Regions from separate parts of the Homo sapiens genome. Here all the other regions are linked to region 2. A link is a contact called in ENCODE Hi-C or POLR2A ChIA-PET data. All regions are on one chromosome and are shown on one strand. The core of a region is the stretch at or near the end of the contact, and the rest is flanking DNA. Distances in the headings are between cores, read along the strand shown. Region 1 holds the start of CTRB1 (chymotrypsinogen B1). Region 2 overlaps CFDP1 (craniofacial development protein 1). Region 3 has its middle 6.2 kb from the start of CTRB2.

Evidence for each region. Hi-C counts contacts between places; a loop is a spot of excess contacts on that map. ChIA-PET counts read pairs that join two places held with the same protein, here RNA polymerase II (POLR2A). Pooled maps may share reads with other maps.
Region 1: a loop to region 2 is called in a map with no recorded cell type, with 4 times the contacts of the local background. The contact joins the promoter of CTRB1 here to the enhancer-like site in region 2. A Hi-C loop is called at or near these places in 7 of 37 single-sample maps with no recorded cell type and 4 of 50 pooled maps. POLR2A ChIA-PET finds 5 or more read pairs at or near these places in 11 of 52 experiments (GM10248, GM12878, H1 and 7 more).
Region 3: a loop to region 2 is called in a map with no recorded cell type, with 7 times the contacts of the local background. The contact joins two enhancer-like sites. A Hi-C loop is called at or near these places in 5 of 37 single-sample maps with no recorded cell type and 6 of 50 pooled maps. POLR2A ChIA-PET finds 5 or more read pairs at or near these places in 4 of 52 experiments (GM12878, OCI-LY7, RWPE1 and 1 more).

What each region holds. Positions count from the first base shown.
Region 1 is chr16:75,217,172-75,220,942 of GRCh38, forward strand. It overlaps CTRB1 (chymotrypsinogen B1), which reads left to right and starts at 1,817. Exons shown (of 7, transcript NM_001906.6): 1 at 1,817-1,888. The coding sequence starts at 1,837. RefSeq lists an enhancer at 1,355-1,434.
Region 2 is chr16:75,318,574-75,322,581 of GRCh38, forward strand. All of the region lies in intron 5 of CFDP1 (craniofacial development protein 1), which reads right to left. Among named protein-coding and RNA genes, the nearest start is that of BCAR1, 69 kb to the left of the region's middle. RefSeq lists an enhancer at 1,060-1,229. Within about 2 kb of position 1,703, at least 6 of the 41 ENCODE cell types and tissues checked have a DNase peak (open chromatin) inside an H3K27ac peak, as active enhancers do; they include GM12878 and IMR-90, where a contact is called at or near this core.
Region 3 is chr16:75,199,006-75,202,902 of GRCh38, forward strand. No RefSeq gene overlaps it. Among named protein-coding and RNA genes, the nearest start is that of CTRB2, 6.2 kb to the right of the region's middle. RefSeq lists enhancers at 346-640, 2,492-2,571. Within about 2 kb of position 1,471, at least 4 of the 41 ENCODE cell types and tissues checked have a DNase peak (open chromatin) inside an H3K27ac peak, as active enhancers do.

The DNA.
Region 1 (3,771 bases), core at 567-3,066, 100 kb before region 2:
CTAGGCGACAGAGCAAGACTCTGTCTCAGGGGAAAAAGAAAAAAAAAGGGTAACATGGTGATGTGAACTTTTGAAATTTTCTCTTTAGTATATAAGTTTAGTTTTGCTTTATAGTTGTGCATTCTCCAGCAGCGGTGGGAGTGGGGAGGGGATATTCTAAATGCCAAGGTGACCTGGCCCGCTGACCACAGAGCCCAAGGCCTTCCATGGAAACACCATCCACCCACTGTGTCTTACTTTCATACCCTCATCGTCCGGAAATGCAGTACAGCCTGTCCTGTCCAGCCTTGCCCCAGGTGACTGTGGTCACTATATTACATGCTCATCTGTGTCGTGTGTGTCTGTCATGAGCGTCTCAGGCCCATAAGGGCAGGGATGCTGCGGGCTCTGTCCCCTGAATATCTGCCCACAGGGTGCTGAGGATCCCTTGGCCTTCACTTTCTGCCCAGTCACCGACCTGTCACCCACACCTGTCTTTCCTCCTTGTTTTGTGACAATGAAAAAAGTTTTTCTGCTTCCTCAAAATTTATTTTCAGACAGGCGCAGTGACTCACGCCTGTAATTTCAGCACTTTAGGAGGCCAAGGCCACAGGATCACCTGAGGCCGGGAGCTCAAGAGGAGCCTGGCCAACGTGGTAAAACCCTGTCTCTACTAAAAATACAACAATTGGCCAAGTGCGGTGGCTAACGCCTGTAATCCCAGCACTTTGGGAGGCCGAGGAAGGTGGATCACCCGAGATCAGGAGTTTGGGACCAGCCTGGCCAACATGGTGAAACCCCGTCTCTACTAAAAATATAAAAATTAGCCAGGTTTGGTGCTATGCCTGTAATCCCAGCTACTCAAGAGGCTGAGGTGGGAGAATTGCTTGAACCTGGGAGGTGGAGGCTGCAGTGAGCCAAGATTGTGCCACTGCACTCCAGCCTAGGCAGCAGAGCAAGACCCCATCTCAAAAAAAAAAAAAAATAGCTGGGTGTGGTGGGCACCTGTAATCCCAGCTACTTGGGAGGCTGAGGCAGGAGAATCAGTTGAACCCGGGAAGAGGAGGCTGCAGTGAGCTGAAATTGCGCCACTGCACTCCGGCCTGGGTGACAGAGTGAGACTCCATCTTAAAAAGTTTGTTTTCTGTGTCATTTTATGGTGCGGAATCCAAGTTCCATTTTGTAAGAAACTGAAACTTTATGAAATGATTAGTTCCTTATATCATGAGTCATTGCAGAAAAAGTGAATTCTGTTGGGTTCTACAGCACAGGTGGGACGCGTGTCAGTGGCTTTGCCCACCTGTTACGGCCACCAGCGGGTTGGTCCTTGTCACCCAGACCCTCGCCACAGTCAGAAGTGGCTTGGCTTCACTGGTGACTTGCAGTGACACTCTGGAGAATCCACGATGCCCTGAGTCACCCTTTGCTTCTAGGACAGTGTTAGGCGGAAACACCCTTCACTGAGAGCCTGAGTTCCCGGAGACCTGGTTCCATGACAGCAGCTGGTCCTCCACGAGCCCTGGGGTGGAACTGCCTCCACTTCCCCTCTGGGAACAGAAGAGCCTGGTGCCGTCTCCTGGCAGGGATACTGCAGCTCACAGCTGGCTCTGTGGGATCATGTCCCCAAGGCTGACCGGTGATGTCAGCGCAGCTGCCCCTTTCCCAGGGACTGGGGTTGTCTGGTAGAGAGCCAGGCGGGGCTCTGTCTCCACTTATTGCCCAAGGTCCCTGGGTAACAGGGAGGGTGGGCTCAGGCCTCCCTGGCTGGGGGAGCGGGGGGGGCTGGGCTCCCTGCCCCCCCAAGGTGGTAAAAGGGGCCCCGCAGCTGGCAGGCCCCACACCTTCTGAGGCAGCGGCATGGCTTCCCTCTGGCTCCTCTCCTGCTTCTCCCTTGTGGGGGCCGCCTTTGGTGAGTGCTGGTGCCCGAGGGGTCTGTCCTGAGGGAGCCCTGAGCCTGGCTGAGAGGGGGATCTGAGTCCCCTGCTCTGCCCCCTGGGGCCTCATCCCCAGCACAGGTAACCTGAGGGCTCAGGAGAGGGTGCATTCTGGGGCTTTCTGAGCCCACACAACCTGCTCCAGGAGTGGGAAGGACGATGCTGGTCTCTGCCATGGTCTGAGGCTCCAGAAGTGGCTGGGGTGGGGGTGCCTTGTGCAGGGTAAGGTGTGGCCCCAGGAGACCTCCCAAGGCCTCCACCGGGGTTTTTATTGTGCTGGGTACTTGTCAAGCATTTTCTTCCTTTCTTTCTTTTTTTTTTTTCGAGACAGAATTTCACTCCTATTGCCGAGGCTGGAGTGCAATGGTGCAATCTCCACTTACTGCAACCTCCATCTCCTGGGTTCAAATGATCTTCCTGCCTCAGCTTCCCGAGCAGCTGGGACTACAGGCATGGACCACCAACCCTGGCTAATTTTTAGTAGAGACGGGCTTTCACCACGTTGGCCAGGCTGGTCTTGAACTCCTGACCTCAGGTGATGCCCCCGCCTCGGCCTCCCAAAGTGCTGGGATTACAGGCATGAGCTACTGTGCCCAGCCGTGTTTTCTATTTTTTAAAAGAGAAATAGTAAAAGAAAATACAGAAAAGAATATGACATCCTTGTATCTACTGTCAGAATTCAGCAAATCTTTTTGCACATTTGCTTCAGATATTTCTAAAACAGATTGTACTCAGGCTTCCCTTTTCTCCCTCCTTCCCTCTCTGGAATGTGAGCTTGATTCTGAACTTTCTATGAATAATTGCAGTGTGAGCTTATACAATTGTACTACATATTTTTATACATCTATACATAAGGTTTCAAAAAGGTTACATCAATGGAACGGTATTCTATCCTGTTTTTGGTTTTGGTTTTGGTTTTGGTTTTGAGACAGGGTCTCACTCTGTCACCCAGGCTGGAGTGCAGTAGTGTGAGTTTGCAGCCTCAAACTCAAGGGCTCGAGTGATCCTCCCACTATAGCCTCCCGAGTAGCTGGCGCTACAGGCACGCTAAGTTTAAAAACTTGTTTTGTTTTGTAGAGATGGAGGTTTTTTTTGTTATTTTTTTTTCTTTTCTTTGAGACAGAGTTTCACTCTTGTCACCCAGGCTGGAGTGCAGTGGCGTGATCTTGGCTCACTGCAACCTCCGCCTCCTGGGTTCAAGCATTTCTCCTGCCTCAGCCTACTGAGTAGCTGGGATTACAGGCATGCATCACCACACCTGGCTAATTTTTGTATTTTTAATAGAGATGGGGTTTCACCATATTGGTCAGGCTGGTCTTGAACTCCTAACCTCCAGTGATCCGCCCACCTCAGCCTCCCAAAGTGATGGGATTACAGGCGTGAGCCCCCATGCCCGACCTGGGGTCTTATTATGTTGTCCAGGCTGGTCTCGAAATCCTGTGCTCGAGTGATCTGCTCACCTCAACCTCCCAGGGTGCTGGATTACAGGTGTGAGCCACTGTGCCTGGCTGATGTAACTAATACTCCATTCTACCTCCATTCTACAACAATGTGCTTTTTCCCTACTCAAATCTTCTCACTTCCTGCATGTTGACGTGGAGTTTCAGCTCATTCACCTGCATTTTTATAATGCGTGCTCTGTTGTGTGAGTATGCCACCATCTAGTTCTCTTATTTATTTATTTATTTTTTTAGATGGAGTTTCACACTTGTCGCCCTGGCTGGAGTGCAGTGGCATGATTTCGGCTCACTGCAACCTCCACCTCCCAGGTTCAAGCATTTCTCCTGCCTCAGCCTCCTGAGTAGCTGGAACTACAGGCATGAGCCACCACCCCAGCTAATTTTTGTATTTTTAGTAG
Region 2 (4,008 bases), core at 453-2,952:
TTTTGTATTTTTAGTAGAGACTGGGTTTCACCGTGTTAGCCAGGATGGTCTCGATCTCCTGACCTTGTGATCCGCCCGCCTTGGCCTCCCAAAGTGCTGGGATTACAGGCGTGAGCCACTGCGCCCGGCCGGCATGCTTTCTTAAATATCTGCATCCTGCTTTTAGACTTTCAGCTTTCTTTTTTCTCCCAGGGATGCATGTCTCTGTCTCTTCATAAAAAAATCTGAGGATATTAACATAAATTTTAAATTCTTGGGCACCTCTCAGGTTGAGACTAGGCTAAAGTTTTGGGATACAGGGGTGTCCTCAGTCAAATCAGAAATAATTCCTTACATCATAGACACCTCTCTTAAAACAAGTCATGCCTGCCCCTTTCTAGAAATGAGAAGGCACATTAAGCACATAGCTTTAAATGAAACTCATAGGAGCCGAACACATTTTGCAAAATTACTCCCTCTCAATACCAAACTTACTTTATTTATTTATTTTTTTGAGATGAAGTTTCTGTTGCCAGACTGGAGTGCAGTGGAGCGATCTCGGCTCACTGCAACCTCTGCCTCCCGGGTTCAAGTGATTCTCCAGCCTCAGACTCCTGAGTAGCTGGGATTACAGGCACATGCCACCATGCCCAGCTAATTTTTGTATTTTTAGTAGAGATGGGGTTTCACCATGTTGGCCAGGATGGTCTTGATCTCTTGACCTTATAATCCACCTACCTCGGCCTCCCAAAGTGCTGGGATTACAGGTGTGAGCCACCACGCCCAGCCCCAAACTTCTAACTGCTACTAAATAAGCATGCAAAATTCCAAATGAGGAGGAGATAGACATTGGACACAGCTGTGATCCTTGACACCTCAAAGTTACATCTGGGGTTGGGGGGGAACGTGCTTTATGGTCGTTGCATTACACGAGACTGAAGTGGTGAAGGTCATTTTTCAGCACTTAGCGCTCCTGCTAGGGTCCTGACTCCCAAATCTACTTTCTCAGTGGCATCCGCAACATCGTTTGCTCACTCAGTTGCCAGGGTAGCAGCTCTGGCCTCCTAGAGGCCACAATTCTACTAATATCAATGGGAAAACTTAATGAGGCTCAGATCCCAACCTGCCCCTCTTCCTCCAGAGGCAGCTTCCACTTCTCCTCACAAAGCTGGGATATGGCATCATCAGCGTTCCCCCTGTGGTGCCACCCCTCACAACCCAGGATTTAAAGAGCCCTTAGGAAGCAATCATCTATACAAGGGTGATCACAAGAATGGGGTTACTTAAGCATGAGCCCTAAGTGTCACTTTGCTAAGGCAATACAATGGATTTCAACAAAGAAATATTCGTTTCCACGTAGTTTGATACTGAAAGCAGAAAACTTTCTTTTTACTGCATGCAGGAAATGGTTTTCATAGAGGCTAACCACAGCTGAGCCATCTGTAAACCACAACATTGTTTCTCTTTAACAAATGGAAGATTTTTACCCACGGTATCACTGACCATCAAAAAGAATTCCCATCCTCCATCTCTAGAGCAAGAGAAAACGGTAAGTAGAGTTTCTTTCCTTAATCTGCTAGCCAGGGGTTGCTAAAACAGCCTTTTCATTCAGAAATGTAGTTTGTCCTCCAAGGTTCATCCCATCCCTACTGCTAGGAGATGTATGAACCCTTAAACAAGTCCAGTTTCTTTGCATTCTGAGACCCCCTCGGAGCATGCGCTTTTATGTGACCATGACTCACACTGGGTCATAATGTAAAACGTGTAACTATGACTGAAGGCCAAAAAGTTTGAAAAAGATGCTTTAGCGTTAACTGGCTGGCAAACGAAGAAGGTCTGCTGAAACAAAGTTGGCTGCTCTGCCAACAGATTGTTTGAAGGAAAACTAGTTAAAAAAAAAAGAAAAAAATCAAGTGCAATCAACTAAAGTAGGGCAGACCCTTCCATTCTTTGATTTTTCCCTGTGTATTAGCCATTTGCTTTGGGAAACTTGGCATCACGATCTCCCTGCTGTGAGAGCAAGGCCTCTGACCCAGGGCTCCTCACCCCAGACTGTGAGAGTGTGTGATTGACACCCTCTCCTGGGGGACGAGTGGCTTTGCTATGGCCTTCCAGTCACCGTGAGGCTCAGCTGGTGACTCTGCAAGGATTGCATGAGTGTGTTCATTGTTCTCACTGTTCAGATGAAGGAAAGGGGCTCAGAATATGGGACATTGATGGTCTCATGTGAATTAAACAACTGAAATGAGGGGGACTCATGCAAATAAAAGAACAAAATCCAAAAACATGACCTGAGTCACACCAAGGAATAGTTTCCCTCTAAGAATGAAGAGAAACAAGAACCCAAATATAAGCTACTAAATGTACTTGTACTCTGGAAGAATGCTGGAAAATCTGATGACTTACTATTTCTTATTCTCAGCTAGTATTTTTTTTTTAAGAGATGGGATCTTGCTGGTTTTGAACTCCTGGGCTCAAGTGAACCTCCTGCCTCAGCTTCCTGAGTAGCTGGGAGTCACAGGCACACGCCATCATGCCTTGCTCAGCTAACAGCTAATACTTTAATATTTTAATAAATTATTATTATTATTTTTACAAGACAAGATCTCACTATGTTGTTCAGCCTGATCCTGAACTCCTGGGCTCAAGGGATCCTCCTACCTCGGCATTCCAAAGTGCTGGAATTACAGGCGTGAGCCACAGTGCCCAGCCTGGCTAATACTTTTTATAATAGCTTTACTGAGATGTAATCCACATTCTAAAGATTTCACCTATTTAAAATGGTACAACTCAGTGGTTTTTAGTATATCCATTACCACAATCTCATTTTAGAAAATTGCCACTCCTGCCAAAAAGCCCCTTATATCCAGTAGCAGTTACTCTTCATTCCCCTCACCAGCTCTTGGCAACTACTAATCTACTTTCTGCCTCAACAGATTTACCTATCTCTCAGGTAATACTTTAAACCAAGCTTGTCCAACCTGCCTTATTCTGTTATTGTTTTGTTTTGTTTTGGGCTTTTACCAGCCTGAAGCCATGTTTTTCAGTTTCTGCCTCTAGTGATAAGCGGAAAAGAGGGGTGAGGAAGGGGCTTTATGGGCCCAACCAGAAACAGAAACTAAGAACTCATGACTGTATTCTCTCCCTTGGACACCCCTGCTTTAAACCATAAATTTAAGATTATATATAAGCATCCAGAAGAAACAACACATCTCTCAGTTGGTATCTATCACAGCCTCCTATAGGAAACACATTTAAACTTTCCTAATTTGTTTTCTTTTTCTTTTTCGAGACCAAGTCTTGCTTTGTCGCCCAGGCTGGAGTGCAGTCGTGCGATCTTGGCTCACGGCAAGCTCCACTTCCCAGGTTCATGCCATTCTCCTGCCTCAGCCTCCCGAGTAGCTGGGACTACAGGCGCCCGCCACCATACCCGGCTAATTTTTCTGTAATTTTAGTAGAGACGGGGTTTCACCGTGTTAGCCAGGATGGTCTCGATCTCCTGACCTTGTGATCCACCCGCCTCGGCCTCCCAAAGTGCTGGGGTTACAGGCGTGAGCCACCGCGCCCAGCCTATTAAACTTTCCTAATTTGTTTTCTACATGATGGTCATGCATACATTTTGTAAGAAGAATCAGAAATCTAGTCTTTACACAGGAATATTAGAATATCTGGGCATTGCTTGTAAAGTGAAGTCCCAGATATCACCAACACTATTTCGGATCTGTGTTTTTAAAGCACTTGGGTACAGTGGCTTTGCAGTCAGTGTAGAAACCTGTCCCTCCCACTTAATAAATTTTTATTTATAGTCATGTGTTGCTTATGTTCTGAGAAATGTGTTAGGTGATTTCATTGTTGTGCCCAACATCACAGAGTGTACTTACACAAACCTAGATAGTATAGCCTACTACAGGCTTACATTGTGTGGTAAAGTTTATTGCTCCTAGGCTACAAATCTGTATAGCATGTTACTGTACTAAGTACTGTAGGCAACTGTAACAGAATGGTAAGCATCTATGTCTAAACACATCT
Region 3 (3,897 bases), core at 221-2,720, 120 kb before region 2:
CCGCCACCACACCCGGCTAATTGTTTTGTATTTTTAGTAGAGACGGGGTTTCATCGTGGTTTCATCGTGTTAGCCAGGATGGTCTCATCTCCTGACCTCGTGATCCGCCTGTCTCGGCCCCCTAAAGTGCTGGGATTACAGGCGTGAGCCACCGCGCCAGTCCCTCTTTTTTTTTTTTTTTTTTTTAAGAGACAGGGTCTCACCACCACACCCAGCTAATTTTTGCATTTTTTTTTTGTAGAGAAGAGGGTCTCACTATGTTGCCCAGACTGGTCTCGAACTCCTGGGCTCAAGCGATCCGCCCGCCTCAGCCTCCCAAAGGTGCTGGGATTACAGGCGTGAGCCACCGTGCCCGGCCTCTTTTTACTTTTTCAGTAGGGCTACCAGAAAATTTAAAATCATCCATTTGGCTCGCCTTGTATTTCTTTTGTATTTCTTTGAAACAACGCTGGGTTAGGAACAGTAAGGCATAGCTATATGCAGTTTTCATATTGGCCACCAGGTGGCAGCCTTATACCGGGTGGTTTTCAGACTCTTGGGAGGCCGGTGGGTGGAGCGGGGGACAGACGCAGATTTCACCAGCAAGTGAAAAAGTCCCTTAGCCAGGTTTGTGCTTGCTATTCCATTTTTATATTACTTACGCCTCACATTTATTTGTATGTAGATGGTTGTTGACATAATAAAATACATGTAATTTCCTCTGTGTTTAAGAGCAGTTCTCCCTCACTGAGCTGGGAGTTTCCTTAAGAAACCTGGCTCTTAATTATATAGAGAGAGACTGGGCGCGGTGGCTCTAATTATATATAGAGACACCCAGCGCGGTGGCTCACACCTGTAATCCCAGCACTTTGGGAGGCCGAGGTGGGTGGATCGCCTGAGGTCAGGAGTTCGAGACCAGCTTGACCAACATGGTGAAATACATGTCTCCACTAAAAATACAAAAATTAGCTGGGCATGGTGGCATGCACCTGTAATCCCAGCAACTCAGGAGGCTGAGGCAGGAGAATTGCTTGAACCTGGGAGGAAGAGGTTGCAGTGAGCTGAGATTGCACCACTGCACTCCAGCCTGGGCAACAGAGTAAGACTCCATCTCAAAAAAAGAAAAAAAAATACACACACACACACACAGAGAAAGACAGGGTGACAGGGTCTTGCTCTGTCACCCATGCTGCAGTGCAGTGGTGTGATCATAGCTCACTGCAGCCTCGAACTCCTGGGCTCAAGTGATCCTCATGCCCCAGCCTCCTGAGCAGCACATTACAGGTGCCACCCGCTGCACCCAGCTACTTTTTCTTTTTTTTAAAGGAGTCTCACTATGTTGCCCAGGCTAGTCTCAAACTCCTGGCCTCAAACAATCCACCCGCCTCTGCTTTTTTTTTTTTTTTTGAGACAGTCTCACTCTGTTGCCCAGGCAAGAGTGCAGTGGCACCATCTTGGCTCATTGCAACCTCTTGCCTCCTGGGTTCAAGCAATTCTTGTGCCTCTGCCTCCTGCGTAGCTGGGATTACAGGCATGTGCCACCACGCCTGGCTAATTTTTGTATTTTTGGTAGAGATGGGGGTTTCACCATGTTGGCCAGGCTGGACTCGAACTCCTGACCTCAGATGATCCGCCTGCCTCTGCCTCCCAAAGTGCTGGGATTACAGGTGTGAGCCCCTGCGCCCGGCCGGCTTGATACTATTTTTAATAGTCGACTTTGGATCCCACTCCTGTGCCCAAGCTCTCTCTCATTTTGCTTTTCCCCTCTTCACACATCCATTCTCCAAGTTAATTTCTCTTCATGTCCTTATAATTAAATTCCATCTATAACCTTAATTCCAACCTATTAGACGCATCATCAGAACGGCTGACAGTGCACGGGCAGAGAAAGGTATTAGGAAAGCCAGTGAAGTAGAAAATGCAGGAGGGAGCCCATTCCATTCCTGCCAAGATGCCGGGTTAGTGTGGAATGTTGGCTGCCCCCCAGGACCAGCCATGATAGATTTTTTTTAGATGGAGTCTCACTCTGTCACCAGGCTGGAGTGCAGTGGCAAGATCTCGCCTCACTGCAACCTCTGCCTCCTGGGTTCAAGCGATTCTCCTGCCTCAGCCTCCTGAGTAGCTGGGACTACAGACACCCACTACCACACCTGGCTAATTTTTGTATTTTAATAGCAATGGGGTTTCACCATGTTGGCCAGGATGGTCTCAATTTCCTGACCTCATGATCTGCCCTCCTCGGCCCCCAAAAGTGCTAGGATTACAGGCGTAAGCCACCATTCCCAGCCCATGATGGATCTTTAGAGGGAAACATCAAGAGACAGGAAGACCTGGGAGAAGAAGCAAAGATCGGAACCTGTGGTTACGTGGGGAGGCTAGAGCTGTGGCCCAAGGCAGAAGGCTGTGAACTCGGCTGTGCAAGGAAAAAACAGGAAGTGAGCACCAGGGTTCTGCTCTGCTTCCGACCCAGCTCCAGGGCTTTGGGGCAATGGGTGCCTGCCCCTGGCCTGCAGGTGCCCTCAGGATAAAGTGGGTCATGCCGAGGCACTGTACAGGGGAGGAAATGAAAAAGACTTAGAACTATAAAGTGTGTATCAAATTGCAATAAAAAAGGCCAGGTGTGGTGGCTCACACCTGTAATCTCAGCACTTTAGGAAGCCGAGGTAGGTGGATCAGTTGAGGTCAGGAGTTTGAGACCAGCCTGGCCAACATGGTGAAACCCTGTTCTTACTAAAAATACAAAAATTAGCCAGGCATGGTGGTGGACACCTGTAATCCCAGCTATTTGGGAGGCTGAGGAGGGAGAATCACTTGAACTCAGGAGAGGTTGCAGTGAGCAGAAATCATGCCACTGCATTCTAGTCTGAGCATAAGAGCAAGACTCCATCTCAAAAAAAAAAAAAAAAAAAATACAATGAAAGCAGTGTTTGGAGGAAAGCTTGCCTCCTGAAATACTTTTATGAGAAAAGAACACACTGAAAATTACTGAGCTGAGTATCTAAATTTGTGATGTTAAAAAATCACAAATGGATACATACAGATTAGGAAGCCAGCATTACCCTGATACAAAAGCCAGATAAAAACATCAGAAGAAAATTACCAACCAGTATCTCTCATGAATATAGATGCAAAAACCTTCAATAAAGTACTAGCAAACTGAACCCGACAGCATATTAAAAGGATTATACACCATGATGAAGTGGGAGTTATCCCAGCATGCCAAGCGCTATAGGAAATAACAAGAAAATCCATCAGCGTAATATGCATTAATTGAATGAAAGGGGAAAATCACGTGATCACTTAAATTGATGCAGAAAAGGCCTTTGACAAGATCCAACACCCTTCATGATAAAAAGCACTCAGAGGCTGGGCGCGGTGGCTCACGCCTAATCCCAGCACTTGAGGACGCCGAGGCGGGTGGATCACCTGAGGTCAGGAGTTTGAGACCAACCTGACCAACATGGTGAAACCTCCTCTCTACTAAAAATACAAAAAATAGCTGGGTGTGGGGGCTCACGCCTACAATGCCAGCTACTGAAGAGGCTAAAGCAGGAGAATCTCTTGAACCCAGGAGGTGGAGGTTGCAGTGAGCCGAGAAAGCGCCATTGCACTCCAGCCTGGGCAACAAGAGCAAAACTCCATCTCAAAAAAAAAATAATAAAATAAGTTAGCCGGGCATGGTAGCATAGGCCTGTACTCCAAGCTACCTGGGAGGCCGAGACACGAGACTCACTTGAACCTGAGAGATGGATGTTACAGTGAGCTGAGAGCGAACCTCTGCACTCCTGCCTGGGCAAGAAAGCAAGACTCTAAAAAAGACTGTCTAAGAACCCCATGCAGGCTGAGTCAAGGAAACTAAGAAACTAAGCATCTTGGTAAACCAACGAAAATCAAAGGTAAAATCTTAAAAGCATCCAA